Linked DNA regions of Mus musculus: region 1 is linked to region 2. The links are chromatin loops, found by intact Hi-C in ENCODE. Cell type or tissue: heart. All regions are shown on one strand. Links, peaks and the distances in the headings refer to the core of each region. The heading gives the core; the rest is flanking DNA.

Region 1 (16,497 bases), core at 3,072-11,071, 180 kb after region 2:
CTCTCTCTCTCTCTCTCTCTCCCTGTCTTCTCCCTTCCTTCCTTCCTTTTTAAATTTTAGTGTGTGTGTGTGTGTGTGTGTGTGTAGGAGTAGAAGGAGGAGGAGGGAGAGGAGGAGGAGGAGGAGGAGGAGAAGGAGGAGGAGGAAGAGGAGGTCAGAGGGCTCTCAGATCCCCCGGAGCTGGAGTTACAGGTGTTGAAAGCTGCCTGATTTGGGAACTGAACTCCAGTCCTCTATAAGAGCAGTATGTGTCCCTAACCACTGAGCAGTCTCTCCAGCCTTCTCCACTGTATTTTTTTTTTTTTTTTTTTGGACACAGGGTCACTAGGCTGACTAACTAGAAAGTTCCCTTACATTCTCTGTCTTTAACATTGGAGGGGGGTTGTTTGTTTTTTGTTTTTGTTTTTATTGGCTTCATGCTTGAGGGTGAACCCCTTATGAACTGGGTCATCTCTGAAGTCCCTTAAAGCTTTTATTGTCCCCAACTGACACCACACTGTCTTATTATGAACACTGTATATTGTATACCTATATTAGGAAGATTCTGTTGTGAGAAAAGTCTATATTTGTGTGTGTGTGTGTGCACGCGCACGCACACACACACGTGCACCCAGACGTGTGCATGCACACATGCTTCCACATGCACATACATACACCCATGCATACTTGCTTGAGAAAAAATAAGAAGGGGTGGCAAGAAAAGGAAGGAGGGAAAGAGGTATCATCTCATATAGGAAAAAAAATGGCTTCTACTGATGGCTACTGGACTCAGTTACATTGTCTCTAGGCAACAAGGAACCTCTCCATCCTTCCATGCTTCTGTGACCCAATAGTTGCCCCAGCCCAATTCCCTAAACTAAATCTCTCAGGCCTAGTCTAGATCACTGCCTGTCTTTAATCCAGCTACAGAGATATTGTATGGCTGGCCAGGCCTCGTGGAGCTCTTGAGAGTAAAGGGGAGATGGCTGCCTAAACAGGAGGGGGTCAGGCAAGTGACAAAGGATGCTTCTACCTGTCCGTACAAACTCGGAGATGGTGTCTCACCCCTAGGTTAAAGCAATAAATCATGATCTTATGAGCAGGTGCGTGTCTTGATGCCCCATGAGAAGGGAGAAGGAACGGGAGCAGGGAATGGGGAGGCAGAAGACGTCGTGGGCTCTCCTCAAGGTGCTCGGGGACTAGAGGACCATGACACTTTTGCAAAGGAGATGAGTCCTGAGGTTTTCGTGCAATTACCGGGCCCTGCTGTGTGCCAGGCAGTGTGTGGGAGCAGAGGACAGGCAAATGAGAAGACGCTATGGCCCTGTCCTTTGGGAGAGTTGGGTCTGGCAAGGGGAGCCCACAGAGACGGGTAAACAGGTCATTACGCATGCAGAACGATGAGCTCTCTGATATGACTCAGTTTCTGAATGAGGGGTCCTGACAAGACCGGCTGGGGGGGGGGGACAAGGAGAGCTGAGGCACACAAACAGGAACAGGAGGTCTGCAGCACACCCGCACCTGTCCCCATGGCCTCTCCATTCAGCCCCCCACTGCAGAGGGAGGGTGGGAGGGAGGGCGGTGGGGGATAGCTGCTGGGTATCTCCAGCCGCCTTGCTTCCCTCCTTGAATCATAAAAGATTAAAAAAAAAAAAAAAACTATACATGCTACAACAGTCAGTGAAGATGCATAGCACTTAACTATTTACTTGTTTATCTAAATCCTAAGTGTTTCCTTAGCAACCACTAAAAGAGTCTTGTTTACTGGAGTAACTTGCATGCTGGCTCTCTTCTCTGTCTCTGTGTCTCCTCCCGTTTGTCTCCAAGTAAGGGTCTCATGTAACCCAGACAGGCCTTGAACTTCCTACATATGCCAGGACGACTTTGAACCTCTGATCTTCCTGTTTCCACATGCAGAATGAACCATCATGCTGTGTTTGTGCTGTGCTTGGGATTGAACCCAGGGCTTTGTGCGTGCCAGGCAGGTGCTCTACCTACCGAGTCCCATACCATAACCAGTTCAGAAGTTTGAACTCCCCCACCCCGACCCCCAGAAATCGAAAAGGCAAAAGTGCCACCGGTGCTAATGACCAGGTCAGTGGAGATGGGGCTACTTGAAAAGAACAAGCAGGTATTCATGGAGACGGGAGGGGGCCAGATCTTGAGGATGCGTCTCTTTCTGAAAGAAAGCCTTTCCGCAAACCACCCTTCCCAGGGGAACTACAAATGAAGCCTGAATTTTGTTCTAGAAATTTCTCTTGTGAAATGCTAGGCCGGGCAACCAAATGAGAGTAGAAAATAGGGTAGGGTGAGCTGTGAGCCCTCAACATCGCTCTCACCCCATTGGCCCCTCCCTCTCATCCACCCCACCACCACACCCCTCAATTCCCAATTGACCCTTTTGGTTAGAACCTTTAGGATTAATTCTAACTAAGGTGTTAGCAGAAATCTGAGACACAAAATGTCCGAAACAGCGAGTCTTCTGGAGGAGACAGGTGATCCGCCACCAACCTTAGGTGACAGAATCCCAAGGAGAAGGGGCTTTGCTGTTCAGTCCTTTAAGCCCCCTAATGATGTCATGGGAAAGGTTTGATTCTGATGCTAATGGCCCTTTGCCACCTGCCTAACCTTTTCCTAATCCCTTTGCATCAAGAGGGGTTAGGTGTCCACATCTGGCTGGGAGCTGAGAGCAAGGTTGTTTTGATGGAAGTTGTTTTTGCCATAGCATCTGCTCTCACGCTCTGCTTTGCCTTGGACTCAGCGCACCTGAGACGCTGAAGCCGCTGTCCTCGGTCTCCCAGCTTCCTGTGAAGCGGGGGTGTTATAGAAACCAGTAATTTCATTTGTGGACTTAGAATTCATTTGTTTTTAAGTCGAGGGACATCTGTCTCTTTTTGCCCCAGGCCTTCATCTGTAAAATGGAGTATGGCTAGTGTCTAATCTGGCTTCTGTCTAGAAAGTCCTGACTCATTCCAAGGGGAGGGGGGCGTTGCTGAGAGGCCCACATCACAGGATCCTCTAGGTCCAACAGGGAGCGAGGTCTTGGCAGAGAGCTGTTACAAAATGACAGTACTCTGTAGCGTGTGACCAGGGTAGCAAACAGTAGGGGGCGCTACCGTTTTCACCCCACATCTAGAGAAGATGTCTTTAGGCCACAGGAGTGAGCCAGAAGTTGTGGAGTCTCATTCCGCTGCCAGGGACTGGGTCCCTAGTGCGACACAGAGAAGGCTAGGGTATTTATGCTTCATGTACATCTCTGATGGATGTTCCAGAGGGAGCTCAAAAAGTCACTGGTGCTCTGCTTAAGGTCCCCAACCTCCAGACAAGGTTCCCCTCTCCTGTTGGCCTTCACCTCAACCTTGGATGCTGGCAGGGAGCTCAGAGAATCAGCTCCAACAACAAGCAGCTTCCTGCTTCCGCATTTGAGGGTTTCCGCCAAATGTTTTTCCTCACCTGAGTTTCGATATGGCCTTTGGGGTCAGAGGTGGCTGCCAAGGTTACCCACCTCCCCATCCTCACTGGCAGGGAGTCGTGCCCAAGTTCATAGTGGATGAAAAGATAGGTTCCTAGATAGCCCCCTCTCTGCTAAAACTCTTAAAATGTTGTTTGTTTGTTTGTTTTTAACTTTCAGTTTTGTTTTGTTTTTTGTTTTTTTTGTCCCAGCCCAAAGGCATTAGCTTTTGATGGCTACGAGGCACCTGACATGCTGGAGACGGACAAAGCCACCTCTGAGCACGAACATTTGAAATTATTAAGTGTTCATTAAAGCACCCCCGGGCGCACAGTGCTCTTAGGGATGTTAGCGTCTCAATTTTCTATAATTTCCTTATTTTTCTCTTCTAGCTAAAGGCAGATGAAAAACGAACTCGGTGCATTTGAGTCTCTGAATCATAGTTAATGTGCGACGCCCCCTCCCTTAACTGCGCTGTTTCCCTCTGCCTCCTCCAGTCTCCTTCCCTATCAATTGGATAAACTTCTTAATCCGTTTAACCCCTACTCTGACTGCCACTCGGGAAATGCATGCAAAGACCCCCGACCAGCTCTCTCTACACCCTGACTCGCTTTGGGCAGGGGTCTGCGGGCTGGGAGCTGTAGAAAAATCGAGAAGACTGCAGCACTGCATCCCCGGCGCCGGCAGGAACTCGGGGGCAGCTGTCTGGCAGGTGGCTGCAGGCTGGGGTGCAGAGCAGACCCTACGCAGCCACCCACGACCCCCAGCCCCATCGCTAGGCTTCCGGGGGGACTAGGGAGCTGCGGCTGTGCATGGACTGTTCTGGAAAAACACCAAGCTCCAATCCCCCTCCCATCCGCCCTCCTGTGACTCTGGTCTTACATGAGCAGAGAGGGAACAACAGCTAAAAGCTGTTTTTCTCTTTCCCTTTCTTTTTATTTTTTTGACAACAACCTCACATAACCTCAAAAAGTTACCCATGAATTTACCAAAAACTTTTTATGAAACTACTTTAACCTCTGGTGGGGGTTAAAAACAAGCTCTGTGGATTTATTATCCGGGGGAAAAAAAAAAAAGCGAAGCATGACTCTGTATTTGCTGGAAAATCGTCTACCAAGCTTCAACGGCGCCCCCTACAGCTGCCTGCGAGGAATAGCCAGCGCCGACTGCAGCAGGAGCTGCAGGCTGCCCAGGACCTGGCAGGACCTGATCCCCGGCGGGTGATTGGACCCCCTCCACTGCACCCCGGGTCTGCTCCGAACCCGGACACCTTGCTGGGTCTTAGTTTATATTTTTTGAAGTTCAAATGGCTAAACCAGGAGCAGGCTAATCGCCAGCAGGGTTTGTACTGCCAGCCTCGGCTGGACCCCTGCAGAGCAGGCGAAGCTTACAGTCTGAGCACGCAGGCGACCCTTGCTTGTTTGTTCCTTTTTGCTGCTTTCACGTAAATGCCACCCAGATGTACTGAAGGAAGAATGATGACCCCCAGAGGAATAAGGACAGGAGTATAGGCAGGGGCCTCGTAGGAGGCTGAGACCCAGAGAAGCTGAGCATTGCAGAGAGCAGGGTGAGAGATGGGAAAAGAGAAGACCGGGGGATGGGGTGAGGGTCCCTGTGAGAAGGAACGTGGATATGGTCAGCAACCACCCTCCCAACTTCAAAACACCCCAGCTCTCCCTCAGAACCGTGTTTTTAGGAAGCACATGGAAGGAAAGAAAGAAAGAAAAAGAAAAAGAAAAAAAAAGCCGTTCAGAAAAACAAATGTAAATCAGAGACAGAGGAGCGGGCGCTGCAGCCTGCCCAGAAGAGGCAGTAGCATGCGGCACTCAGATTCTCTGGTCCCTCACACCTGAGTCCTGCTGCTAAGGACTGAGCTTTGCTTCAGAACTGAGAGAGAAAGAAAGAGGGAGGGAGGGAGGGAGGGAGGGAGGAAGGAAGGAAGGAAGGAAGGAAGGAAGGAAGGAAGGAAGGAAGGAAGGAAGGAAGGACAAAACCCAACAAAACAAAACAAAACAAAACAAAACAAAACAAAACAAAACAAATGCAAAAACCAAACTATCATCCGGGTAATCTTAGCTCCTATACAGGGAGAAAGCCAGCTCTGGTCTCTATGAGAAAAATCTAGAATTTGACAGTAAATAGATCTTCCAGTGTTTACATGATGGTAATTCAAACTCTCTCTCTCTCTCTCTCTCTCTCTCTCTCTCTCTCTGTCTCTGTCTCTGTCTCTCTCTCTCTGTCTCTCTCTCTCTCTGTCTCTCTCTCTGTCTCTCTCTCTCTCTCACACACACACACACACACACTACTGTCAGAGATCTTTATTAAGGGGGGGGGGGCTCACTGCCGTTTCTCTTTGTCATCTAACACCCACACATTCAGCATCTGGCTTAGGAGAGCCAAATGCCAAACGCAGTTTGTCTGTATCCTCTTTTGGGACTCACCGGTTGGATTTGAGGGGAAAATTCCTTTTCTTTCTCCCTTCTGGTCCTGGAGACTATAGGAAGACAGCTGCTTCTCCACACCCCCAACTCCCTAGAAGTCCCGTGGGGAATGTGGTGGCACTTGGGGGAGGTGGGCTTTCTATTCTTATCCCAGAAAGGTCTGTACCCGTCCCCTCCTGATAGGTATGTGTCCTTTCTTCCCAGCTTCTCACTGAACCGGGTCCATTTCGAGTTTGTCACTTGCATCCAAAGTTACATTTGTGATTTGGGGGCATCTTTCCCAAGATGGAATTTCTGGGTATCCCGTATCTCCCAAACCCCCTTGCCCTGACCCAGCCTAGGCTTCTTCCTGCCCTTCTGACGGTAGAGCCTGGTGTTCTGATGCCTCTAGTGGTGGACTCCAGTATAGCACCCTGTTGCTTTAGCAGAACACACGGGCATTCCTACTTTGTCCACTAGCTATTTCCTGGGGAGCTGTTGTGGCTTCTAATCGTACCTTTCCTGTTTTCTCTCTCCACGAAAGATCTGGCTACATAGCCCAGGCTGCCTCAAACGTACGGAACTCCTCCTGCATCATAGTTGCCACCCACCAGGCTTTACCCATTGTTTCTGAAAGGGCAATCTAAAATCCCGTTGTGTCTTCCTTGTATCCTAAAACGTTGAACGTTGCAGTGGAGACCATAGAGAACCAAAGACATGTCTGCATCTACCTCTGCTAAAGTGGGTTAAATAGACTATGCTTTTGACTCTCACAAGCTCACACGTTCATGGCTCAAGTGAGAAAGGTGGTATATGTTTTCATCTGGAAGCGATTGTTCTCCTTTTACAGTTGCTTCTGGGTTCTGCTGGGTTTCCATGCGTGGTTTCTACCCTCTGCTTTCACTCTGTCATGCTAGCACACGACGCTGCTGTTCCTAAGTGGCAGAGGAGGCTCTTCATTTTCTGCTATTAATTTTTATCTGTTGTGTTCTGTTGTACTTAATTTTAATTAATTGAAGTGACTCATTATAAATACAATGCATAATTTAAAAAAAAAACTAAAAGAGAGAGGGAGAGAGAGAGAGAGAGAGAGAGAGAGAGAGAGAGAGAGAGAGAGAAATCCTCTTAGTCCATTCTAAGTAACTGCATTTTGAAGCTCAGAATGAGCCCTGTCTGACATGTTCTGGAAACTTCTCTGAAGGGCAAGTTTGGCTTTCTCTTTTGTTTGGTTTTGTGTTGACTTTTCCTGTCAATCGATGCCTTTTCCGCAGCTGGGTTAGCAAGACTGGAGTTGGTTTCAACAGCTTGAGCTCCCAGAAGCTCTCGCACACACGCACATCCTTCTTCCTTGCTCCTCATCCCACCTCTCCATTTGAGGATCTGCCTTGCAGTCGTCTGAGGAGTTCGATAAGGAGGGAATTGATGGCCGCGAGCACAGCAGAATGGGAAGCCAGAGGAATTGATGCAAGCTGCAGACGGCTATTTCTAGAAAAGACTAGCTCATTCCATCAATCTGATTTGTTTCTCAAATGTAGATCCATTAGAGGCTTCCTGGGGGAACCAAGCCTTGTATTTAAGTCTACCATGAGGTAATGTTAGGTAAATCTTTCATCCCAGCGTCGAAGTGAGCAGGAGGGTACTAGGGGTCAACTGACATTCAAGAATATATGCCTCCCTTCACTCTGGGGTCTAAGGAAGCTTCAGTGTCCCTGTGGGTTAGGAGAATGGCTGAATATCCATCACTGCTCTTGGTACCAAACGACTAAAATCCAACTCAAAAAGACTTAGGCACAAAAGCAAATCAGTCAGACTGGGGACTTAAGCAATGCCCCTATATGTTATTCCTAGACTACTAGGGCTGTCTCTGATGGCTTTCGGTAGTTTCTAGTGGCCTCATGTAGGTCCTCCCAACTTAGTAATTGCATTAAGGAAAACATTGACCCAAGCCTCTGCATGCCTAATTTAGGGAGATCTGACTGTGTGCAGTACCAGGTGGAAGGTGGTAGTGGGCCACCCTGTGCTGAGGAAGGGTGTCTGTCTGGTGAAGGACCACTGGGTGGAGAAGGGCTGCTGAACACAGGGAAGCACATGTTGGGGGAACTTTCACCCCCAAAGAGGTAGAGGAGAGTGAGAATTTTCACAACCAGTGAGTTCTATTCTACACACCATGGGTCACACAGCAAGGGTCTTAGTAGATGCTATGCACTAACCTTCTTCCAGATTGGCTCTTTCCCATATCCTGTCTATAGCTCTCACCTCTCTGAAGGGTTGCCTACAGAAGCCATCTCCCTCTAGTTTCTTCTGGATCTATACTTCTCCCAGGACTTCTTTAGGAAGTCATCTCCAGGAGAACCCAAGACACCAATTATCTGTAAGTTTCAAGATGGAGTCATGTACCATATAGGCCCCATACCTTTTTTTTTTTCTTCCTCAACCCAAAGAAGGCACAGAGTCTGGGGACAACCTAAAACAGCATAGAGAGACGTAGATGCAACAGGCCAACCGCCACCTCTGACCTTTAATTGATTACTCTTGTGGTCCAGGCCCCTTTAAGTATCGTTACATAAAGCATTAGTTTGGTGTCATGTGCTTTGCTCACATTCACGAGGCAGCTGAGCTGAACTTTCACTGTGCGTCTTTAATAACGTCTTTGTCATCCCCAGAGCTGCTGGCTTGAGTCACCTAATGTGGCTTTCAGAGAACAGCTCTCTGCTTTCATCCCGGCTCTTTGAGATTTAGTACCTTTAGAACTGGAGGACAATGTCATAGAGACTTACCCTAAGAGCCCATTTTCCGTCGGCATTAGGACAGTCACTTTCATTTTTCCAGTAGATGCCTGTTCGCAATTTTCACAAAATATGTTCCATTTTGCTTTTTCTAAGGCAGTCTTTAAGAGATTTGTTTAGAGCAACACGTAAGGCTTATAATTGTATCCCAAATGTCTGGGACTAATGACTGTATTTGTGTTAAAATCACCCCCCATTACCTTTTCCAAAACTAATTTTGTCAGATAATGTCTCTGAATAAACCAAACCAGCATCCATTGGCGTCATATCAGTCTAATGTGTTTTTCTGAGTAGCATTTTGTGATTCAACGTGAAGGCCTCATGTTCCTCCATTCAGGATGGGACTGTGTCCTGATATGCCCATGGCTAAGTGGGGGAGCATCTAGCATCCAAAGTGCACTGAATTCCTAACTCACCTACCACACATCCCGACTTGGGGCACTGCGGGGTGCCGGTTGTCCTTCATGGTGGTGGGACTCAGAAATGGTTGCAGCCCATTGGCAAGAGACTGTAGAGCGCAACAGAGTCCACACCAAAGTGGATGACGCTCAATGCTACTGAGCATGTGTTACCCCTCAACCAGTATGAACCACTCTGTGACTGGGGAGCCAGCTCCCTATTAAATGGAAGATTGTGTGGATTTGGTCATGCCCTCCTTTCTGAGGGCAGCTTTTTTGGGGAAAATCTTTTGTTTTGTAGAGAGATCTTGGTCTTGGTGCTATGAGAGGCTCAGTGGAACTGAACTGGGGCCAGTGCCATGTCTGTAGAGTCAGATGGGATTTTACTGGATATGAGGCAAGAAGGCTCATTTTGTTCTACTATAAACAGAAGACCTACCACCTAAACAATTCCCTGTACATAGCTGTCTAGGGTCAATTTTACTTCTATGTGTTATTTTAAATAGTCATCCATTTTAACGTTCATTAAGAATGTAATGTGTCCACAGGGCTGGTGCACGTATGAACTCACAGGCACTGTGGCCACATGCATAGGGCCTGTGTGGGTCTGTGTTAGATGGAGTCCTAGGGATGAAAGGAGAGATGGGCACACGACCCCATCTATAACCCAGAAGCTAGTTCCAATTGACAATCATTCGCAAATGAAAGATTAGTTTTCTCCACAAAGTCTCACTGGGGACACAAACCACTCTTAAGTGTTGGCTCCATGTCCAGCAGTAAATAGCCAACAAAAAAATAAAGTCAATGCCATCCTTAGAGTTCTTTGTTAATGCAGGACTCTTTTGGAAGACCTTACAAATCCTTCCTGTGTACATGATGGCTTCTGATTTTGTGTTTATGGGAGTCCTGTGTATGGCAACCCATGTACCTCTGAGGCTCTCTACATTTCTTGTGCTTTTTCTTTAAATCCTTTTCTTGTTTGGTTGTTTTGTCCTTTCTGATTTTTTTTTTAAATCTTATTCTATCTTATTATTACTCCTTACATACCTGTTTGTTTTCTAAGGAGAGATAGAAAGAAGGTGGATCTGGAAGAGAGGGAAGGTGGGGAGGACCTGAGAGGAATAGGGGGAGGGGAAATATAGTCAAAACATAATGTATAAAAAAACTTTTTTCAATAAAAGAAAAAACTCTGTGTGTGTGTGTGTGTGTGTGTGTGTGTGTGAGTGTGTGTGTAGACCATAGGTTGATGTCAGGTGTCTTCCTCATAGTCTCCGCCTTAATCTTTAGGACAGGGCCGATCACTTGACCTTGCTGATAGAGTCAGTGACCCTTGGGGTATGTCTCTGCTCCCCCTCCCCCGCTTGCTCATGGGTTCTGGAGAATAATTCTTATGCTTATACACTAAGAACTTTACCAGCAGCCATGCCGGCCTCTTATGAGTATCTTTATTTTAACAGTTCAGTGCTGTTTACTGATCAGTCTTGATGTCACCAGTTTCTGTTGTCCTGAATACCTTAATAAAGGTTAAATCTGGGGTCCTTTTAGCTATTGTCCATGGAACATTTACTGTAGACTGATCATGGCAATTAAACCCTATTAGCATCACCTTTAAACTTTTTGTTTTCCAATTTTGTTTTTATTATAATGGGTATGTGTGTAGGGTATGTGCACAAGAGTGTAGTTACCCACAAAGGCCAGAGGAGGGCATCAGATCTGATGAAGCTGGAATTATAGGTGGTTGGGAGCCTTGATGTGGGCACTGGGAGCTAAACTTGGGTCCTCTGGAAGAGCAACAAGTACTCTTAACCACAGAGCCATCTCACCGGCTGCATTTTAAGCTCCTCCTCCTCCTCCTCCTCCTCCTCCTGGACAAGAATATTGGTGCTTTACTGAGACTCTTTCTAAAGATGAGAAAATGGCCATTGGCGACCTCCCCAGTGCGCTAGGTTTCTCTGCTCACCTGTGACATTGCATGCTTCCTGTGGGTAGCAAGGTCCCCGGGAAACCCCTGAGGCTCCCACATTTGTGTGTGAGATGGAAAAAGATGAGCCTCAGGAATTACCTGGCCATCCTTGGCCAACAAAGAAAAACTCAGAAAACAGCTTAGCCCCACAGAGATTGCACCGCTGCTGGGGTTGGCTTTCTGTAGCGCCTCCAGCAATCCCCACCTCAGCTGCTGTCTGGATCTGGTCAGGGGGCCACCTGGCTTCAGAGTCAAGAACACTGCTCTAGGGAGTTCCAAACAGCTTCCGGCTTTTGTTGGCAAGAAAGGGAGAGTGAAAAGATAACTCTGTCTTGAACTTACAAGGCTTCCATTTAAGACAGAGACACAAAGCCTGAGTGTAAATCGTCTTATTTAGAACCCAGAGTTAACTCGGTAGGTAAAGTGTTGACTAAAGAAGCACCAGGACCCGAGTTTGATCCCCAGAAGCCATTTAAAAGGTCGGGTATGGTGGCATGGGATTGTAAGTCGGGTATGGTGGCATGGGATTGTAACATGGGCAGGGGACAGGGGGAGGCAGGTGGATTCTTGGGACCCTCTACCCAGCCAGTCTAGTCTGTATGGTAAGTTCTAGTGACATATGAGCAACACTAGGTAGGATCAGTAGTATATCTTAATCTATAGGTATATCTATATACTAATATATAAATGACTAAGAAGAAGTCATGTGTCTGCAAGGGAGTGTATTGGAAGAGTTGGCGGACACCAGGGGAGTGTGGAGGTGATGTAATGACAGCACTCGTGTGTGGTGAAGGTGGATACTTCCTGAGGACTGACAGTTGTCTTGTCTGCACACGAACTCACATTCATACAGGCATGTGAACCCATGCCCAAAACCACACATGCATCACAGGTACACACACACACATTGTTTAAAGGAAAGAGTAAGTTCACTAACCTTTGCATATTGTTACTTAGGTCGAGCATTGGCAATCTTCTGTGTAGACAACCCCGTAATCTGCCCGGCAAGCCCTCAGCAGCATTGCTGGAGGAAGAGTCTAACAACGAATAGGTGTGGCTGTGTGCCAATAAAACTTTATTTACTAAAACAAGCAGATCAGATTTGGCCTTCACACTATGGTTTGCTGGTTGCTGGTCCAGATACTCTACAGATATGATGGGATGATGATAAGGGCTTGCTATTTGGGGACCATCAGACAGAGCGTATTCACCAAGCACACAGGGAGGTTGTGGTGTTTGGGGAACAGGCAAACAGTGGAGCTTTTACCAATGTGTTGCATTACTGTGGAATTAAATATGATAAAGTCTGAGCTGCTCTCATAAAACCCCAAAGCACAGTGGGTTTAGGAAGTTTTGTTTCTCTCACAAATAACCACTGGGGTGTGAATGGTCTAAGCATGGTGCAGGACCTGCTATGTGCTGAGGACCGGACCTCCTCCTTCTTAGTTCTCTGATCTTTTTTTTTTTTTTTTCACACCACAGAATGGCTGTGGTCGCTCCTGCTGTTAGGTCGGTGCTCTTGTGAATGGGAAGGAGAAAGGAGAGGGCACGCATTCTCCCATGAGAGGCATTTCTTGTAAATTGGGCACATCTTCCTCTCAGGTCACCTAGGCTGGAACTAAACCAGCTAACCGTGCTCAGCTGCAGAGAAAAGTGGAGAAAGCATGTTTCAACCCAGCAGTCCTTCACACCTGCTGGCAAGTGACTCCTTCCAGTGCCAAGGAAGGAGATCAGAAGGGGACCATGCAGGTCTGCCACACAAGTTCAAATGTAAGCAGGCAGTCTAAAGAAGTTTCCTTTAGACTGTTCCCTTAGAAGGAACTTTGTCTAGTACTGTTAGAGTTGACTCGCTAGTACCCAGAGGTCACATTCCATCCAGTTTACTTCCCATCTCTTTGGCCAGAACTGTTAAGTCCTGGGCCTCCTGTCTTTCTGAGCACAGCAAACTTTTACTCATTGGAGCACTCCTGGAGACAGTGACTGGAGAGACAGAAAGGGGTTGGCTTTGAAGTTCTCCTCAGGAACACGCTCTGTTTCTCTGACATCTCTTTAAGAGTTTGTTGTTGAATGCTCCATACTGTTCATGAGCCTGGGCCCCTCCCACTTTCCTTCCCCCGCCTTTCCTCTTTCCCCCTCTGTCTCCCTTCCTGTACTCCAAGGAGTAAAGTCTCTTCTCTGTCTCCAAACTGCCATGGTTGGCCTTGCCTTTCCCAACCTGCTGCTTCCCACTCCCAACGACCGAAGAAGCCTCAAATCATACGATGAGGCACAGCAACAACAGCAGAGAAACACCTTGCTATTGTTTACAGGGAATGAGGCATGAGCGTCTATCAAAACTCCAGGAAACGGTCCTATCATTTATTCATGGTTACTTCTGCTTCCCAGTCCTCCGTCACCCACCACTCAGGGAGAGCCCATTGATGTCTACACTGTGAGAGAACTCCAGGAGGAGACTCTCCCCACCACCACTGTCAGCAAGGACACACAAGGATGGATGACAAGGACACGTGTCCCATCCCAGCGTGGTGCCTGCTGTCCTAGAGTTCACGATCAGATGCTCTTCGAATGGGAGGCCTTGACCTTCAGGCTTTGCACTTAGCCTTTAAAGGAAACTACTTCTTTAAAAGAAGGAAAACAGCAACAAGCCCTGATGGATGCACACTGACATTAAGTGGAGTTTGAAAAAACAAAAATGATCAGGGTTTACAGTATGATTATAGTCGATGAGGAGAGAGGGACCTAGCCTGTGATTACCTCTCGCTCGCTTGCTCGCTTGCACATGGGAGGGCAAGTGGCTGCAGAATAATCTGGAAGCAGGATTTTCTCTAATGCTGGTCTGACTATGGCTACTCCATGAAGCCCACCTCAGCCCTTAGCTCCCTCAGAATCTAAGCTCTTAATATACCCTGGAAAGAGTCTTCCCCAGAACCTTCAAGTTGCGATAAAGGGGCAGAGTTTGGCTTCTTGAAGAGACTGGATTTGGGATTCTGGAAATAAAATTTTGAAGATGGGCTAGTTTACATCCAGTAAGTTTATTTGACCACCTTTTAATTATAATTACATGTGTGCATGGCGTGTGCATGTGTGTGTGTGTGTGTACGTGTGTGTGCGTGTGTTGGGGTGTGCTCACGTTAGGTAGTCAGGAGACAACTTCCATGGCTGAGCTCTTGCCTTCCACTGTGTAGACTCCCAGGATAAACCTCCAGTCATTATTCTTGGTAGCAAGCGCCTTTACCCTCTGAGCCACCCTCAGCCCACGGTGGCTTTTGATTAGCACCTGTGTGGAGAGCTGTGTCAACTGAGACCTAGCACTCTAGCAGCTACTGCTGAGCTAGAGGGAAAGGCTTCAGGTTATCAGTGATACGGGTCACTCTGGGAGAAGAAGAAGAAGAAGAAGAAGAAGAAGAAGAAGAAGAAGAAGAAGAAGAAGAAGAAGAAGAAGAAGAAGAAGAAGAAGAAGAAGAAGAAGAAGAAGAAGAAAGAAAGAAAAGAAGAGAAGAAAGAACATTTCAGTGTCTGCTCTAAGCTTTCCACTCTGGGTTTGGATTCTAGAGCTGCAATCTAGGGCACAAATCCCTGGGTGTGTCTTTGAGGGAGTTTCTGGACCTGGTTAACTGAGATGGGAAGATCTACCCTACATGTGGGTAGTGCCATTCCATGGGTGGAGACAAATTGAATAAAAAGGAGACAGCAATCTGAGCATCACCATTCACCTCTCTCCACTTCCTGACTGTGGTGGTGTGACCAGCTGCCTCACGCTCCTGCCACCAAGACTCATCTGCTGTGATGGACTGGACCCTTGAGCTGTGAACCAAGGTCAACCTGTTCTTAGATTGTGTTTGTCACATATGCTATTGAAGCAAGCTATAAGACCAGCAATGATCACACATATCCAAGAACCTACACCTCTGTGTGGACGGTGGCCACAGACTTATGTCTTCTCAGGCATCTGCTAAATTCGGAATGTGTAGCAGGAATCAAGAGAAGACCTTTAAAAGATATTCTGGAGCCTTTTCAATCTTGTGAATCAGCAACCACAACTCTAATCATTTGTGTTTGTTGCTGACGATGACTTAAATTAGGACAGATATTTGTGGAGCTACAACCATCCCCTGCCCCCAACTTCTGCAAAAGAGTAGAGGTAAATTTACCTGCCTGTGGTATATGATAGTGGCTGAAGGGGGTATTCTGCCTGTATGCCTCTCTCTCTCTCTCTCTCTCTCTCTCTCTCTCTCTCTCTCTCTGTCTCTCTCACTCTCTCTCTCTCCTCTGTGTGTGTGTGCTCGCGCACGCACGCATGAAGATGCACTTATGAGAATATGAGAGCCAAAGATTACATTAGTTCTTGCTCTTCAGAAATCATCACCCTGGTTTTTGAGACAGGGTCTTCCACTGGTCTGGAGATGTACAAGTAGGCTAGACTGGTTTCGACCTAGTCCAGGGCTCTTCCTGTTCCCATCACCTAGTGCTGCGATTAGTCACTGAGCCTAGTTTTTCACATGGGTTGTAGAACTCCACCTTAGGTCTTCCTGTGTGCAAGGCAAGGACTTTGCCAATGAAGTCTTCTTCCAAGCCCTGAAATTCTTGCTACTTTTGAATGGAGGTCTCACATGGTTGTCTGGGAGGAGGGGGTCGATACCAGCTAGTTGGTCCTAACAATGTCTCTGAGATTGCTAAAGATGCCTAAAGATGAGGACAAAAAGCAAATGTATGTTTATTTCAAAGACCATCAGGGATGGAGTGACACTTCACCATCCCCTCTCAGAAGAGAACAAGGAGACAATGTGGGCTTCTGGAAGGTTCTTTAAGAATCCATGTTCTAGGATGCTCAACATTTCCTACTTTCAACTTCTTTCCCAAGAGAAAGGGGTTTGCATAGGCCTTCAAAGAATATTTAAAGCCCTGGGTTGTTTGAGAGAGACACTGTGAAGTTCTGTTTATTGCACTCCCTTATTGTAAACATCCACCGTGAACATGCAGTAGGGCAGATGTGTCATTCTAGGAATCCACGACCATTAAGAAACGTCAAAGCCCTTTTCTTGTCACAGGATCCCATCTGGAATACCACATGACATACAACTGCCTCCCTGGGTGTCTCTTGGCTAGAACCATTCTCAGACTGGTGGGGTACTGACATCTGGACAAGTACTGGGGAATCTCATAGGATGAGCATCCATCTAAGATTGTCTGATGTTTTCCTCATGATTAGACATGGCTCGTGGAGGCTAGGAAAGCCATTTCACCAACTTGGAGGTTATTGTCCCCAACTGCCTGGCTAAGATCATACTTGTTGGGTTCTTCATGGTCAGGTTTCTTATCTTTAGAAATTCTCACTTTTTCTTTTGGCTCCTAGAAACATCCAATGCCAGGGCCCTTCTCTTCTCCCCACAGCTCTCTCTGAGGCACACTTTGCCTTCCATCCTTGGAAGTCTACCATGTACCCTGTTCCTTTTTCCTCTGACAGGAGAGCTACTTGGTATTCCTACAGCGGGCTCTGTGC
Region 2 (16,497 bases), core at 3,310-11,309:
CTACTGAGGAAACCCAAGCTGTTGATATATTGGCAGGAGCTGGTGGGATCCCTGGAGGAGGGGCACTATATCCTGCTGGTGGAGGCTAGCCAGGAGGAAACTGAGGAGGAAACTGTGGGGGAGGTATACCTAGAGGAAGAGGAAGAGGTTGCATAGGAGGTGGTGGAACAGGCAAAAAGACTGGAGTTGCTGGTCGTGACGGGCCTTGACTCCTCTGTGATGGTCTGCTGTAGTGTTGCCAGCGTTTTATTCCTCTGTAACAGCTTCTTTGTTCTCTTCTAATTTTCTGTGGTGGGCAAACTAGGTACCCATGCTTGTTGGAATGTTCCCAACCTTGTTGACCACCACCTGGAAGAGCAGCATTTATTCTTACTGGACCAGTTGTGGGGATAAACTGTTCGTGTAATAATGACTGTCCCAACAAAGGTGGAGTTTCAAGGACTGGCGCCTGGCCACACTTTTCTTCCATAAGAGCAGTAACAGCAAATGAAGAGGCTCCCTTTGAATGTTCTGATGTAAGGGTGGCAGCTGGTAATAATTTGTTATCTGAATCCCGAAAGGGTCCATCTGATTTTTCTGAATGGATATAGATACTCTTGCAGTTGTATCAGGTTGTATGGCCTACTCTTGATGATGCTTTTCTTGATGAGCTGCTGTAAGATCTAACACACCAGTGTCCATTGGGGCAACTGGGGACAGTTAGAGTAAGTACTGCCATGACCCATTTGCAGAGAGGATTCAGCTGCCCACACTTTCAAAGGATCAAAAGGCCACCTCTTTCATACCTGTGGCCCAAATCCTTTCCCTGGAACGTGAGTGCCTGGGAACCATCCGGGGCCAGTCAGTGTCTTGTCTTTCTCTACAGTGACTCCAAGCTGATCTTCTCACTCAGTGGCCAGGATGGGATCTTGTGATGAAGAGGAGAGGGACCATTATTCCCATATCAGAGCTAAGAAGCAGAGGCAAAGGGATGCAGGGCTATTTCTGTCTGATTCCTGGTCAGACCCTCTTATCACTGTGTTGTTGTTGTGACCAAGGTGTTACTACAACACAAATACATTACTTGGGCAGTGTGCCACCCCTTCCCATTCTGAGGGCTGGACCAGCAATAGCCTCCTTGGCTATAGCTGCTGACAGTGTGACCTGCTGAGTAGCCCTTACTCATTACTGGGTAAGATGGTCCACACCATGCAATGTTTTGAGCACTAGTGGAAGTGTCACAAATACTGGGCAGATTCTACTCAGAGAATTGGGGATCGAGGGCTGGCAAGGTGGCTCAGTGGGTAAAGGCACTTGATGGTAAGCCAGATGACCCAAGTTTGATCCCCAGATCCACGTGATGAAAGGAGAGAACCTTCATGCTATTCCCTTGTCCCCATACACATGCCCTCCCCCAATCAATCAATCAATCAATCAGTCAATCAATAATACAAAAGGGTACGTGGTGTTTTGCATTAGTACAGGAAACGCTGTGGATTTCCTGAGATCCTTTGGAAGAAACGTTCCGTGTCTGCTCCAGAAACTCTATTTCAAAGGCTTGAGGGTGGAGCTCAGTTGGAAGAATCTGGCTCTTACATACAACCGGGCTATGGGTTTGGTCTTCTGCACCACATAAACTGGGCAGGGTTGCATAGTGTAGTTATTCCAGCACTTGGTAGGTGAATGCAGGAGGATAATCAACTCCAACGTTATCTTGATGTGTGTAGCAAGTTTCAGTCTAGTTTGGGCTACATGAGCCTAAGACATTTGTGATAATAATAATGATAATGATAATATTAATAGTAAAATCAACAAAGATTAAACCAAAGAACCAACATAAAAAGAAGGAAGTGTAGAAAGAAAGTCAGTGGTCTGCCATTAATCATCTTGTAAGGACTGGTCCGGTACCTTAAAACATAACTTAGCATCCTACAGTCAGAGCCCCAGAGCAGAAGGACAGTCTGACATGTGGTGCTACCTTGTAAGAGGAAGGTTCTTGAATGAGACTCTCAGAGGTAGTTCTTTTCCAAGGCCCTGGGGATCAATACACCCTTGAGCGTGGTTGCCTGCGAGTTAGAAGAATGCCTAGAGCCCCACTGAGTGTATCTAGTCAAGTAAGGGGCAGAGCGATAGCACAGGCTACATGTTACTTCCATAGGGAGGGACAGGCCTGCACGTCTCACTGCTGTGCTGAAACCATTGACAGAAACACCCGGAGGGAAAGGTTTATTTTACCTTGGGTCATGTTTGCTATACAGATCATCATGATGGGGGAGGTGTGGAGTTGGAGCTGAGGTATCAGTCATGTGTCCATAGTCAAGTCAACAAGCAGAGAGAGAGGGAAGGCTAGGGAGAAAGTGGAAGGAAGTGGGGAAGAAAGATGGGAGGAGGAGTAGAGAGAGGAAGAAAGGGGAGAAGAGAGAGGGGAGAGAGAGAAGAGAGAGGGAGAGGGCCAGTTCACTGCCTTCTTTTGGTTCTATTAGGACCCTAGCCCATGGGATTGTGATCTTCATATTAAGGGTGTGTCAACTCAGTCAAATCTCTCTAGAAACATCCCTATAGACATGCCCACAGTTATGGCTCCTAAGTGATTGCAAATCTGGTTGAGCTGTCTAAAAGACTCAATTGGATTACTGATACCCAGCATGGAAAGCAGACTGTGGCTGACCAGTTTTGCCAGTGGGCTGGCACAAGCTTTGAATAATCAAGTGTTACCTGGGACAGCACGGGGGATGCAACAGTGTGAAGGTATTCTTTCCACTCCTGTTGCTTAATCCCAGATCTACTGCTGTGAGGACACACCAGACCAAGGCAACTCTTATAAAAGAAAGCCTTTGATTGGGGCCTTTCTTAGAATTTTAGAGTTTTCTCATTATCACCATGACAGGAGCATGGCAGCATGCAAGCAAACATGGTGCTGGAGAAGTGGCTGAGAGTACAACCTCATCCACAAGCAGAGGGGGGAAGAGAGGGAGGGGGAGGGGGAGGGGAGAGAGGGAAAGGGAGGAGAGGTAGAAGGAGAGGGAGAGGGAGAAGGAGGGGGAGAGGGAGAGGGAGGAGAGGGAGGAGAGGGAGAGGGAGAGGGAGAGGGAGAGGGAGAGGGAGAGGGAGAGGGAGAGAGGGGCGAGGGAGAGGCCTTAAAGCCCACCCCTAGTGACAGACTTCCTCCAACAAGGCCATACCTTCTAATCCTAATCCTTTCAAATAGTTCCACTCCCTGGAGACTAAGCATTCAAATATATGAGCCTATGGGGCCCATTCTTATTTCAACCACCACATCAATTGTGTGTCCTCTGTCCCCATACTTCCTCTCAAAGCAAACCAAACCTGAGGCAAACAGAACCAAGACCACATTCCTCCCAGCTGTAAACCCACCTGTCACTCTGTTGTCACTTGTCCATTTAGCTGCTCCACCACCACTCCAGGAATGTACCAAGAGGACTTTTAAAAATAAGATATCAATCAATAGCATCCAGACAACGAAGCAAACCGAACTTGGTTGGAGAGATCCAGAGGTCTACAGGATTCTTAGGGTCTTCTCAGACCTGGTGTGAGCTAGTATGTAGAGGGAAAACACCAGGCTGCACCATGTGCAAAGGTGATCTCTGTCGTTTGCACCTGTATCCTTACAAGTTCCTAGCACAGTTCCAGGCATTCAACCTCTGCTCAGCAAGCCAGTTTTGATTAAATGAGGACTCAACATGAAGTCAGCTGAGCCATAGCATTTGAGTATACCAGGTCTCACTTGGCAACGGGGCTCAGCTGTGTAAACAGGTAACGAACTTAACTATTTAACAAAACTTGGAACTCATAAAGCATTCCATGAAGGTCCCCAAACCAGAGAGGACACACAGTTACAGGCAGAGGACCAGCAGGTATGCAGATCTGACCAGCAGCCTCACCAGCTCCCTTGGGTCCAAGAGGGTGTCTAAGGAGACCAGAGCTTTGAGCTGCAGGGGTCCAGAGGTGCACGGAACAGGTTCTGGGGGAGGCTTGTGCCTACTCCTAAATGGCCTCTAGTTCAGAGAACTGCTGTTGTGTTCAGGTCCAAGAGAAAAAAAAATGCTGATCCATATGTCCTGGGTAAGCCACTTGTGTCTTGATTGGAAGTGTCCAGATGATCAATTGGAGGGTATCCAGCCAGCTCTGGGGCGTGGCCATACTGCTGAAGGTTTGTTCAATGCTCAGTTGCACCAGCATATATACCCAGCTCCTTCCCCTTCCATTTTTCATCAAGGAAATATTTGACAAACAATTTTATTGTTTCTGCTGGGGAGAATAACAGAATAAAACATGCTCCAAAGAGCTGGATCTCAAAATGAAACACAAATCCAACTGGAAAAGCCCCTTTCATGGATTATTACATTTAATGTATTGTTGCATTAACAATGAGGAAAAGCCACGGCACATCCTAGCTGAGGGCTCCCAACAGACCATGGTAATGAAAACGATGATGATGATGATAATGATGATGAAGATGATGACAACAATGGTGATGACAATAATGATGATAATGGTGATAATGGTGATGACAATGATTACTATGATGACAATGATGATGGCAATGATGATGATGTTAATGATGATGGTGATAGTGATGATAATGACTACAATAGACAATGATGATATGACACTGATGCTGCTGCTGACAATAATGATGCAATGATGACAACAATGATAACGATGATAATGACAATGACAATAATAACAATGATGATGATAATGACAATAATGATAATGGTGATAAAGATGATGATGACAATGATGATGGTGATGACAATGATAAAGGTAATGATGACTACAATGATGGTGTTGATGATGTTGATAACAATGATGATGACAATGATGAAGATGGTGCATGTGTACATTCATACGTGTGCACATGTGGGAAAGTCAGATGACAACCTTAGGTGTCTTTCTGAAAAGTGTCACTCACTTCCTTTGAGACGGGGTCTCTTATTGGATTGGAGCTTGCGGACTAAATCAAGCTGACTGGCCAGGAATCCCCAGGATGCTTCTGTCCCTGCTTCGTTAGTGTTAGAACTATAGGTATGTGCTATTGTCCCTGGCGTTTTATGTGGGTTCTGGGATTGAACTCATGACCTCATGCTTGTAAAGCAAGCACTTTCGTGAATGATCTACCTCCACAATTCCATAATGATACCTTAAAGGAAAACAGCCATTAGTACCCGTGTGTTGAGGGTCTTTGGAATATGGAGAAGGACGAAGACCACAGTCAACACTTAGTCATTTTCCTTTATTGTTTCTTGTTTCCCAGGGGGGAATTCAGGAAGCAGCGTGTTTTCTTGTCTTCAAATGACATCCGTGATAGTTCATGTTGATCACCAACCTGATGGAATTTAGAATCAGCATGGGAACAAATGTCTGGGCGTGTCCTTGAGAGGTCATATCCCCTGGATTATGTTAACTGGTGTGGAGAGACTGTGTCTAAAGGTGGTCAGAACCATTTCCTGGGCTGTGATCCCATGAGGATAAATAAGGAGAAAGTAAGTTGAGGGCCAACCATCATGCTCCTTTGCTTCCTGTCTGTGGATGGGATGTGACCCCAACTCCTGCCGCCATGCCTTCCCTGACGTGACAGACTCCATCACTGGAACGTGAGGTGAAATAAAGTCTCTTTTCCTTAAGCTGCCTTTGCTAGGTGCCTTGTTGCTGCAACAACACAAAACTACTAGAGCAATATTAAATGTAGATTGTAATAAGGCGGGGCCTCACGGAATGTCTGTTACTGACACCAGCTACTTGGTTCCTTCACTGGGACTGCATTCAAGTGTCTGCATTTTAACCACAACTAACCAGCCTATACCATTATTTGTGTGTCCACTAAAATTACTTGGGTAACCAGGTTTTCTTTGAAAACTTAATAAAATACCTTTTATGGCCAGGCATGGTGGCGCATGCTTTCAATCCTGGTACTTGGGAGGCAGAGGCAGGTGGGTTTCTGTGAGTTTGAGGCAAGCCTTATTTACAGAGTGAGACTCTGTCTTAAATAAAAAAATCCAAATCACCATCTTTTATGTTTTATTAAAAATTAATTGAAAAACCTCAAACTTGACACATTCAGTTCTTACCAGCAATGATCCCTCATAAACATCAGATACAAAATTCTGTTCAAAGTGTGGATTTTTCTGGGAAAAAAAATCTTAGCAAGAGGCATTCGGGATCTAAATCAAAGACATCAGAAGCAATTCATTTTTAAAAGATTTATTATTCCTCTCTCTCTCTCTCTCTCTCTCTCTCTCTCTCTCTCTCTCTCTCTCTCTCTCTCTCTCCTCTTCTTTCTGTCTGTCACCCTGTTCCTCCCAATGAGGGTGCTGGGAACAGAACTCTGGTCTTTTGCAAGAACAGCAAGTACTCTTGAACCACGGAGCCATCTCTCCAGCCCCAGAAACATTTTCAAAAGACTGTACCAAGATACTTGACTACAAGAAGGTATACCAGGCCACTGGGCGGAAAGAGAACATTTCCATCTTGTCAATCATCCCTAACTGAATCTCCATAGGACGTGCTAGGAACCTGGTAGAGCAATTCTGACCCTGATTCAGAAGGCCACATGGAAGAGGATCTCCAGAACGGCTCTGAAAAGGCGAAGAGAAGGTCCTGCCCCAACGGATGGAGCACCGTGGAATAGTTGTCTCAGCTTTGAAAACACAGTGATACTGGATTATAATGATGGGCAGAGAGAAACGAACAGCTTTCAACCCAGCCTGGCCCGTGTGGCCCATGTGGCCCGTGTGGCCCGGCGTAAAAAGGTGGTTTACATCAGCTTTTTGGGTCCAAAGGGAGAGGAGGGGGGCAGTGAATGGAATGCTGGGATAGGCAGCGAAGAGCCTGGGGGAGGGGGCACATTGGATCACCCCAGGCGATGTGACAAAATCAACCCAGATCAAACAGAGAGAAAACACTAGAAGCCAAAAGGCCTGTAAAGACCCAAGTGAATATTTAGGACAAATATATATTGAGAAACATGGGAAAGTATGAAAAAGCAAGAATAACCCAGGTGCTCGGGAGGCAGAAGTAGGTGGAATTCTGGGCAGCCTAGTCTACAGAGTGAGTTCCATGACAGCCAAAGGTACACACAGAGGAACATTTTTTTTTTTCCAAAAATGAACAAACAAAAGAGAATTAATTTTGCCTTGTTTTATTTTTAAATTGACAGCAGCCACTAAGGACTACTAAAGTTTTTTGGAAAAGAAAAATTACGAGTAAGAAGTAGACCATTGTGACCGAAGAGACAGATGCTGAGAAGCGGCGTGCCACTCAGGGGGAGCCATTAGATGCAAATTAAGAGAGATTACCAGGTTGGGGCTTCTGAACTTACCGAATCAAAGCACACCCTGTTCAGAGCTGGTGCCTGTGTGTTGAAATGGAGACTTCTGTATACTTTTACTCAAAGTACGGATGGACTGATATAATCTCTCTGGAGGGTGAAGAGCTGAGAAAAGTCTCAAAAGTTCCTGTTGGTCCTGGTGATTCCTATCGATGGGAAATTTTGGAACTGAATATTCAGAATTTGAACAAAGACATGCAGGCCAGAGAATTATTTGTAGTAAGGTAAAATTGAAACAAACAAACAAACAACAAGCCCAACCACTCTCTGGAGTTCAAAACACTATTCATTAGTTGGCTCACAAAGGAGAAGAGTATTTTGTGGGGTTTTAGAGAGAAAGAAGAGCCCAGGGGTCGGGAAGGTATATGAAGGTTGCTGAAAGAAGTTGGGGATAGTTGGGAACTCTGTCCAGGTGACACAGGGTTCACAATATCAGAAAACAAGTTTGGATGATTTTGTGGCAGGGTCTCTCTCACTCCCTCAGAAGGGTTAAGAGGGTGAGGACTCTATTGACCATCTTTGATTCATTCCTTTCATTGGTGTAGACTGAATGTTTGGTGGGAAACATGGGAAACCGTTCTTTCAGATGTTGAATGGTGTTGAGTGCCATGTGACAGGGTTGAAGTGTCACCACACAGCCCTTGAGGACCCAGTCAACAGTGGGCAGAGGTCCTTCACAGGGAAGCCAGTTGGTGATGTTTCAGGGCATTCATGAGATGGTGTTCAAGCAGTTTCATTTGGACTTTAGTCAGTAGGGGGTGCCCTGATGCTGGGAAAGCCAACGTTAACCAAGAGTAGCACTTGTTCATGAGTGTTAGGTCCTTTGTCTTGGTTTCTATCCATGTCCCCACTCAGGACTCACTACTGTTATCAACTCTCAATGTTGTGTGCACTGTCAGGGATAGAGCTGTCTTAATAAGAGTTAATTGAGGGTTGCTATTAATGTTATTGTTAAAAGTGTGGTGTTTTCGAGGAGCTGATATTGTGAAGAGAACAACTTATGTTGTTATGCTATCATCTTTTACTCGGGACAAATTCTCTATCATGACGTTGAGAAAGTACTAGAAGGAAATTGACATGAACTTTCAACACTTCCCATGCCTGTTAATCAAGACTAATGGTGACCTTTACATAAAGGACATTGCACGAGGCGTTCATTAAAGAGAAGGGCTTAGCTGTCGAAACTTTCTCCTTTTCAAATTTCTTCATGAAGTATAATTAATGAAATGCCACATTTATTAAATTTTAAGGAGTTGCGTAGAGGAACAGAGGAGATCATAAAATGAGGTGGGTTGGTAGCATTTTGAGTACAGAAAGGCATTCGAATGGCATATTTAATATTTGATATAGGCAACAATATCGTAACAGAAGGATCAAATAATCTCTCGGCTCAACCGCATGAGAAGAATATGCACTTCAGAAGAAAGACTATCAGGCATAGAAGGGAAGCAAGCTCCAACAAGGCAGAACAGTTGCTATGTTTGTCAGGGTGAAGTGTGGAAGCTGAGAGGTCCCTCTGGCTCATTAGCTCACGCAGCTCTCGTGACATGGCTATAGAGTGGGTAGCAGGAAATCTCTTTCCTTCAGTTCCTTAAAAATACTTCCAAGCTGTTGTAAGACAGAAAAATATAAGCTATGAAAATGGCCACTTGGGTGACTTGAATTGAGTCAAAAAAGCTTTATGTGAGAGAGAGAGAGAGAGAGAGAGAAGACTGTGAACGCCAAATAAAATACCATTGTTGGAACACCCATCAGAAAGCAAAAGTGTTCAGCCTAATCTTTTAAAAAACATTTCAGCAGTATACAGCTCATGAGAACATATTTTTTTTAAAATGTAACCTAAAATTAGAAAATACAATAGATATACAGCTGTGATAATGCCAAAAAGCAAAGGTGGCAGTAAGTCAAGAGAAATCACACAGAGTGGAAGAAATCAACGGTTCTACAAGCACGGACACACAAAAACATAAAGAAAAAAAAAACCTACCCAAAAGCTCCCCCAAGGAAAAGGATTCCAGAACTTTCATTAGAAACTGACAACCTTCGGCTGGAGAGACGTGTTAAAATGCTACCCCAGACAAGAGTTTGAAGCCTATGAATGGAACAGAACATATTTTCTTTAGAATTTTTTAAAAAAGGTTTACCCATCTTATCGTTTGCTGATTTATATCTGACTAAACCTTTATATTAAAAGCCTTAGGCAGGGACTGGAGAGGTGGCTCAGTGGTTAAGAGCACAGGCTGCTGTTGTAGAGGAACCAGGTTCAGTTCCAAGCACCCACATGCTGGCTCACAATCATCTGTAACTCCAGTTCCAGAACATTCTATGTCCTCCTCTGGTCTTTGTAGGCTCTTACACACACACAGTACACATAAACTTGCACAGGCACACACACACACACACACATACACACATACACATAAATACAAAATAAAATCAATAAATCTTTAAAAGATGAGGGCACATCCAACAAAATTACAAGTTATGATGATGTCTTAAAATAGTCTTCTTCTGTGCATGTGCATGGTGGCTCATGTCTTTAATCCCAGCACTCTGGAAGCGGAGGCAGGTGGATCTCTATGAGTTCAAGTCCAGCCTGATCTACAGAGAGGGTTCCAGGACAGCCAGGGTTGTTACACAGAGAAACCCTGTCTCAAAAGACAAAAACAAGCAAACAAACCAGACCAAACCAAATCATACCAGAAGTCTTCTAAAACCCAACTGGGACAACGGGGAAACCAAGAACCATTTAGAAAATAATAACAGAAATTCACATCAAAGTGTATCAAAGCCAAGCTTTCCAGACAAAGCCAATGAAAGCAGGTAATGTTTCTGTCTTTAAAATGAAAAAGAGAAGGTTCATTTGTCGCTCAGTAAACACCATAGAGAAGAAAAGAACACTTAGGAGCAAAACCTAAGGCTGTGACTAGGAAGCAAAAAGCTAAGCTAAGGGAACTGCAGGTGAGTTTCCTGAAGCTTCAACACAGATCAAGTTCCGACAAATCTGTAGAAAACCCCAACATACCAAAAGGAGGAGTTAGACTGGAGACGGAAGTTATAGGACGTATGTGTAAGTAGGCTACCTTATTGGTAATTCTCAAAAAAAAAAAATGTGTCTCTCTATACCAAATTAAAATTCTTAAATTTGGTTCAAGATGAAGGGTGCCTTCACAGCTTGGTAAGGGAGGGAACGGATTCAGAAACTCATCAGGGAACTGCTAAGCTCCAGGTAAAGGACTCTCCATGGAATGGTCAGGAATGCTTTCCAGGAAGACATGACAGACAGAGTACAGGTGAGGGGAGGCCCTGGCAGGAGTGGCGGAAGCCAGGAATACAGAGGACAGAACCATCCAAAGCATCCGGTGTTTCAGAGAAAACAAAATTCTTGGAATTCAAGGATGGTTCAACCACAGAACTAATAATATAAGACATGAGCAAATTAGATGACAATCTCTCTAGATTTTTGAAGAGTAACATGACAAAATTCAACTGCATTTTATGAGATAGGACCAGTTTCTTAATATGTTATTTCTTTAAAAAATTAAACTATTATATTAATTCTAAAAAATATAAAATTATAGCCAGTAAACAATTATAGAGATATTTCTTTATAAGAAGGATGAAATTTCTGGGTGGTGGTGGCACACGCCTTTAATCCCAGCACTTGGGAGGCAGAGGCAGGCGGATTTCTGAGTTCGAGGCCAGCCTGGTCTACAGATTGAGTTCCAGGACAGCCAGGGCTACACAGAGAAACCCTGTCTCAACCCCCCGCCCCCCAAAAAGGATGAAATTACAGTTCAGATTCACTTAATGTGTTCGTGGGACAATTAAGGCATGAAAAGAATAGAGTGGGCTCCCAGAGACTGGACAGAGCACCTGTACTAAGGTGTACTCAGGTGACAGAGCGTCTGTACCAAGGCTAAGAAAGGAGCCAATCTCTGGAAGCAGAGAGCCCTGTAACCCATGCGTGTTCCCCACGCATTCACTGGCAGCAGTGTTCACTAAACAGGACAAGACAGGCCAATGAGTCCTTACAAAGAAGTCTCACAGGCAACATGCATGTGAAATGTACTGGAAACTGCCAGAAAGGATTCTGACTGTGAGCCATGCTGTTCTCTGGTAGAGAAACTTTTTCACCCACCCCTTTTCTTTTTTCTTGGCTTTTAACATGTCCTCTGGTTGGCACACAGAATAATGGACTCACGACACTTTCACACATACATGTCAGTGTGGCTTGCTCACCTCCCCCAGTCCTCATTCTCCCCTTATCCCCTTCTGGTAACCCCTCTCCCTACAAGTACACTTTCTGACAGTTGTAGGCATTACTTGCCGGGCCTGGTACCTGCCGGGCGAGCGCACCCACTGAGCTTCTGCCCTTAGCCTGGGGCGGCAGCTCCTTAAATCCGACTAAATTGCCTAGAAGACAAACTAACAAACAAAATAGTTGCAGCAAATCAACAGAAGATCCTTTAGAAAAGAATGGCTTTATAGAAATCTAAAGTATTTATTTAAACACAGATGAGCTCAGTGGCAGAGCTGGTTATCCAGATATTCACAAAGCTTGTCTCGAGGACATTGCTGTCAAATCCTCCATCACCTGGCACAACTCCAGCCACATAGTCTCCAGGTTTCTTGGCTTTCTAAACTTTACAAAACTACATATATCTTCCTCATAAGCCAATCTATGAACTGCAAGTCTACAGGCAAGATATAAAATTACATATGGCAGAGTGTGTTGGTATATGCCTGTCATCTCACGCTTGGGAGGCTGAGGCAGGTGGATCCTGAGAACCCCATGGTGAGACCCTGACTCAAAACAATTTATCTCACAAATCTCAGTAATTCAAAGATTACCTAAGCTTATGCTCAATGCCCAACACTGGAAAAAAACCCATCAAAGTTAAACAGAGAGACCAACAGAATATAAAGAAATAACAGAGTATAAAAGCCACAAGAAAATAAAATGATGTAAAGATTTAAAGACATAAGGAAGTATCGCTGTCCTAGTTATGGCTTCTATTGCTGTGAAGAGGCACCATGACCACAGCAACTCTTATAAAAGGCCAACATTTAACTGGGACTGGCTTACAGTTTTAGAGGTTTCGTCCTTTATTGTTATGGCGGGAAGCATAGCAGCATGCAGGCAGACCTGGTGCTAGAGGAACCTGAGAGTTCTATATCTTGATCCACAGGCACACTGGGCATAGCTTGAGCATAGGGGACCTCAAAAGCAAGCCTGTCCCCCACAATGATACACTTCCTCCAACAAGGCCACACCTTCTGGCCTTGTTACTGGCCACACGTTCAAACAAGGCTGTTCCTATTCAAACCAACAAATTACAAACTATGAAGGTAGGATAGATTATCTAGTAGACTGTAGTGAATATAGCCCAGGTGGAGATAAAAATGATAGCAGCAGGTATGATCTCACCACCTTCTATAGATGGTAGGTCAGGAGCTGCTCACCCCTCCCCAAGCTGCTGCTCATCCCCTTACCCCACCCCGAGAGCTCCTGCTCACCCTACGAACTGCTGCTCATCCCCAGGCTGCTATCCATCCGCCCCAAACTCCTGCTCACCCACAAGATGCTGTGCCCTGAGCCTGACTGGCTACCAGCCCCAGCAGAGTAGAAAGTGGAGGTGGCTGTGGCCCAGGGTCTGTCCAGTGCTTAACTCCAAACAGTGACAGTGTGAAGCATGTTACAGAGATGCAGACCTCGGTCAGTGTGAGGCATGGCACAGAGATGCAGAACTTGGTTCTACAGAGGATGGAAGCAAGAAAATAGACATTGTTTTAAATATTTTACTTTTTAAAAAAAAATAGATATTTTCTTTATTTACATTTCAAATGTAAATCCTTTCCTGGTTTCTCCTCCGAAACCCCCTATCACCCCTTCCTCTGCTCACTAACACACCTACTCCTGCTTCCTGGTCCTGGCATTCCCCTACACTGGGGCATCAATCCTTCAGAGGACCAAGGGCCTCTCCTTCCATTGATGTCCAACAAGGCCATCCTCTGCTACATATGTGGCTAGAACCATGGGTCCCTCCATATGTACTCTTTGGTTGGTGGTTTAGTCCCTGGGAGCTCTGGGGGTACTGGTCGGTTCATATTGTTGTTCCTCCTATGGGGTTGCAAACTAATTTATATATTAATGATTGTAGGAGGTCAAGATGTTCCAGCAGGCAAAGTTGCTTGCTACCAATTCTGAAGACTCGAATTTGATTGCTATGACCCACCTTGTGGAAGAAGAGAACGGATTCCTGTACTCTTGTGTTGATATGTACATGCTGATATATTTACATGTGCACACACATGTGCACCACACACACACACACACACACACACACACACACACACACACGAAATATTATAGAAACATGATTCACACACACACACACACACACAAACACACGAAATATTATAAAAACATGATTTTAGGCCTGACAGATGCCTCGGGAGTTAAGAGTTCCCACTGCTTTTCGAGGGGATGTGGGGCTTCAAGCGCCCACATGATAGCTCACAGTTATCTGTAACTTCAGTTTCCAGAGATCTGATGTCCTCGACTGGCCTCCGTGGATGCCTTTATGCATCTCTCCCTCTCCCTCTCCCTCTCCCTCTCCCTCTCCCTCTCCCTCTCCCTCTCCCTCTTCCTCCCTCTCCCTCCCTCTTCCTACCTCTCCCTCTCTCCCTCCCCTCTCTCTCACACACACACACATGAATAAAATTTACAATCACATAAAATTATCTATATGAATAGGCTAATGTTTACCATTTCCACACATGTGCAGTGCATAGTGTTAAATGTTTTTATTTCCTTACGAGTTTGCTGCTATTACTTTTCCTCATTACTGAGGAATAAACCCCAAGCCTTACACTACAAGGCAGGTGTACTCCACCGCTGAGCTGCACCCAGATCCTCCAAGTTGCCACTGAAAGAAATCTAAACCCTCTCTAGCATTCTGAAGCCAATGGAACATTGGTCTGTAGGCACCCAGGAGACTAAGTCTGGCCCTCCTGACCCTATCTGATTGTAACTCAGTACCCACTGACAAATCTTCCATTCAACTCTCAGCGTCAACGAACTATTTTTCTTTTTAAAAAGTATTCCTACACAAGTGAGATCATCAGGTGTTTGTCTTCTGTGGCTGGCTGGTTTCACTGAACCTAACGCTCTCCGCTTATAGCTATGTGCTTGCAAATGGCAGGATTCACTTCGTCTTTTATTGCCAAATAGTATTCCAGTAAGAAGACTAAAGCAAACCTATTGATCATTAGAATTGCTCAACATTTAAAAAAATACTAGGTCTCTGTAACTCTGGCTGTCAATGAAGCTAGTATACTCCTCAGACTGGCCTCAAACTTGCTACCCTCCTGCCTCAGCCTCTTCAGTGCCAGGATTACAGGTCTGTGTTTTATATGTAGTTTAAGATTATTTATTTATCGTGCACGTGGGTGGGCATGTGGGTGGAAGCCAGACAGTAGCTTGCAAAAGTCTGTTTTCTCCTTCCATTGTGTTGGTCTTGGTGACTAAACTCAATCTGCTAAGCTTGGTGGCAAGTGACTATTGGATAAGCTACCTCCATGTCTGCCATTTTTATAAAATGACAACCTTAAAGAACTCTGATATCGCAAAGGGCTGGCATTTCAGGGAACCTTCTCAATACATAGCAGGTATGCAAGGCCAGTAATCGTAAGCACTGGACACTGGGCAGAAACTATTGACAGGTACAAAACACTTGAAAAGATACCTACCAGGGCTAGGCTTGGTGGTTCACGCCTTTAATCCTGGCAATTCTGAGAAGCAGAGGCAGGAAATTCTCTGCGGCAGAGCTTTGAGCTAACCTAGTCTATGAAAAGAGTTGCAAGCCAGCCAGGCCTATATAGTGAGGCACCTCCCTACCCCACTCACACCCCGAGCTGCCAAATCTATCAATGGGTCCTGGGAGTCAATCGGCTGATTTCACTGAACATAAAGCTCAGTGCTTGCCTAACGTGTACGAAGGCTGGCATTCATCACTAGGACTATATAAATCAGATGTAGTGGCACAAACCTATCAGCCTAGCCTTCAGGAAGTGGAGGCAGGAAAATCAGAAATTCAAAGTTATCCCTGGTTACATAGGTTGGAGGCCAGCCTGGGTTATATGGTACTCTGTCTCAAAACATGAAAGAAAAGACTGCTGTTAATAGTCTACGGCTACCCTGACACATGCCTCGGATGGCTAATGCTCTTCTGAACGGAAATAAAAGGCACACATCTATGAGTGTTCCCAGAGGATTTTACTGAGGAGAGAAGATCCATCCTGCTTATGGGTAGCACCTCACCTTTCCGTGGCCTTTGGTCCCAGCTAAATAAAAAGGAAAAAACAAATAAGAAAACCAGCTGGCACCAGCATTCATCTCTCTGTGTTTCCTGACTGTGGATGCATGTGGGGAAACTGCCTCACACTCCGGCCACCATGAGTTCCACACAATGGAACCCTAAAACTATGAGCCAACAAACCCTTCCTTCCTACAAAAAGTAATAAAATACGGCACTATGAAAACAGGATCGCAAGACATTTCTGCTTCCTGCGTCATAATCCTATGTCTGAGGAGAAAAGGGGTCCCTGCAGGGAGCACGGAGCTTGGAGTGGGACATTCTAATTCTGATATGTTAGGGAGAGCGCTTTCAACCCTGCGTAGCACCCTCTTGTGTAAAGCTGAGGTTGCGGTACCTCCCTCACAGGGCTCAGCTGAGGGGCTGAAGTGACACTTGGACTTGGACCGGACTGGATCTCGATGACACTCATCTGTTACATAGGATGGCAATTTTATTTTCCTGAGTTTTTTGGGATACTTAAAGACAGACATTCTTCATTCATGTTGTGGTTCTAATAGTTATGGGTGTGGACCTGGGAGCTGCCTGCTCTGCACAGGCAAGGCAAATTCAGCCAGCTGGAGCTTGGAGCCCAGGGACAGCCTGGCATATGGAGCCATGCCTCAGGCCTCCGCAGACATAAAGTACCCTAATTAGCTGGTGTTTTGACCGTGCTGTCCTGAGCCCACCCGGAGCTCCTCAAAGGAGACCCTACATCTGCATTCATTTTATAAAACATCCTTCCATAGAACACAGGCTCAAATTAATATTCCCTCCCACGGATGCATTAATGAATGCTTGCATAAA

What was found. Hi-C counts contacts between places; a loop is a spot of excess contacts. Peaks named below come from ENCODE experiments on the same cell type or tissue, not always from the same donor. Only the 100,000 strongest peaks of a DNase experiment are listed, where the experiment ranks them.
Region 1: a loop joins it to region 2, with 10 times the contacts of the local background. A loop is called at or near these places in 24 of 42 quality-filtered maps.

The regions. Positions count from the first base shown.
Region 1 is chr2:174,669,601-174,686,097 of GRCm38, forward strand. All of the region lies in intron 3 of Zfp831 (zinc finger protein 831), which reads left to right. Among named protein-coding and RNA genes, the nearest start is that of Zfp831, 34 kb to the left of the region's middle. In heart, for the core only: CTCF peaks have their summits at 3,094 (motif pointing right), 4,564 (motif pointing left) and 6,267; DNase peaks (open chromatin) are centred at 3,391, 4,211, 4,581 and 6,251; H3K4me3 peaks cover 2,125 bases; H3K27ac peaks cover 1,070 bases; H3K27me3 peaks cover 619 bases.
Region 2 is chr2:174,484,985-174,501,481 of GRCm38, forward strand. No RefSeq gene overlaps it. Among named protein-coding and RNA genes, the nearest start is that of Gm52540, 15 kb to the left of the region's middle. In heart, for the core only: a CTCF peak has its summit at 8,082 (motif pointing right); no DNase peak of the experiment used is centred there.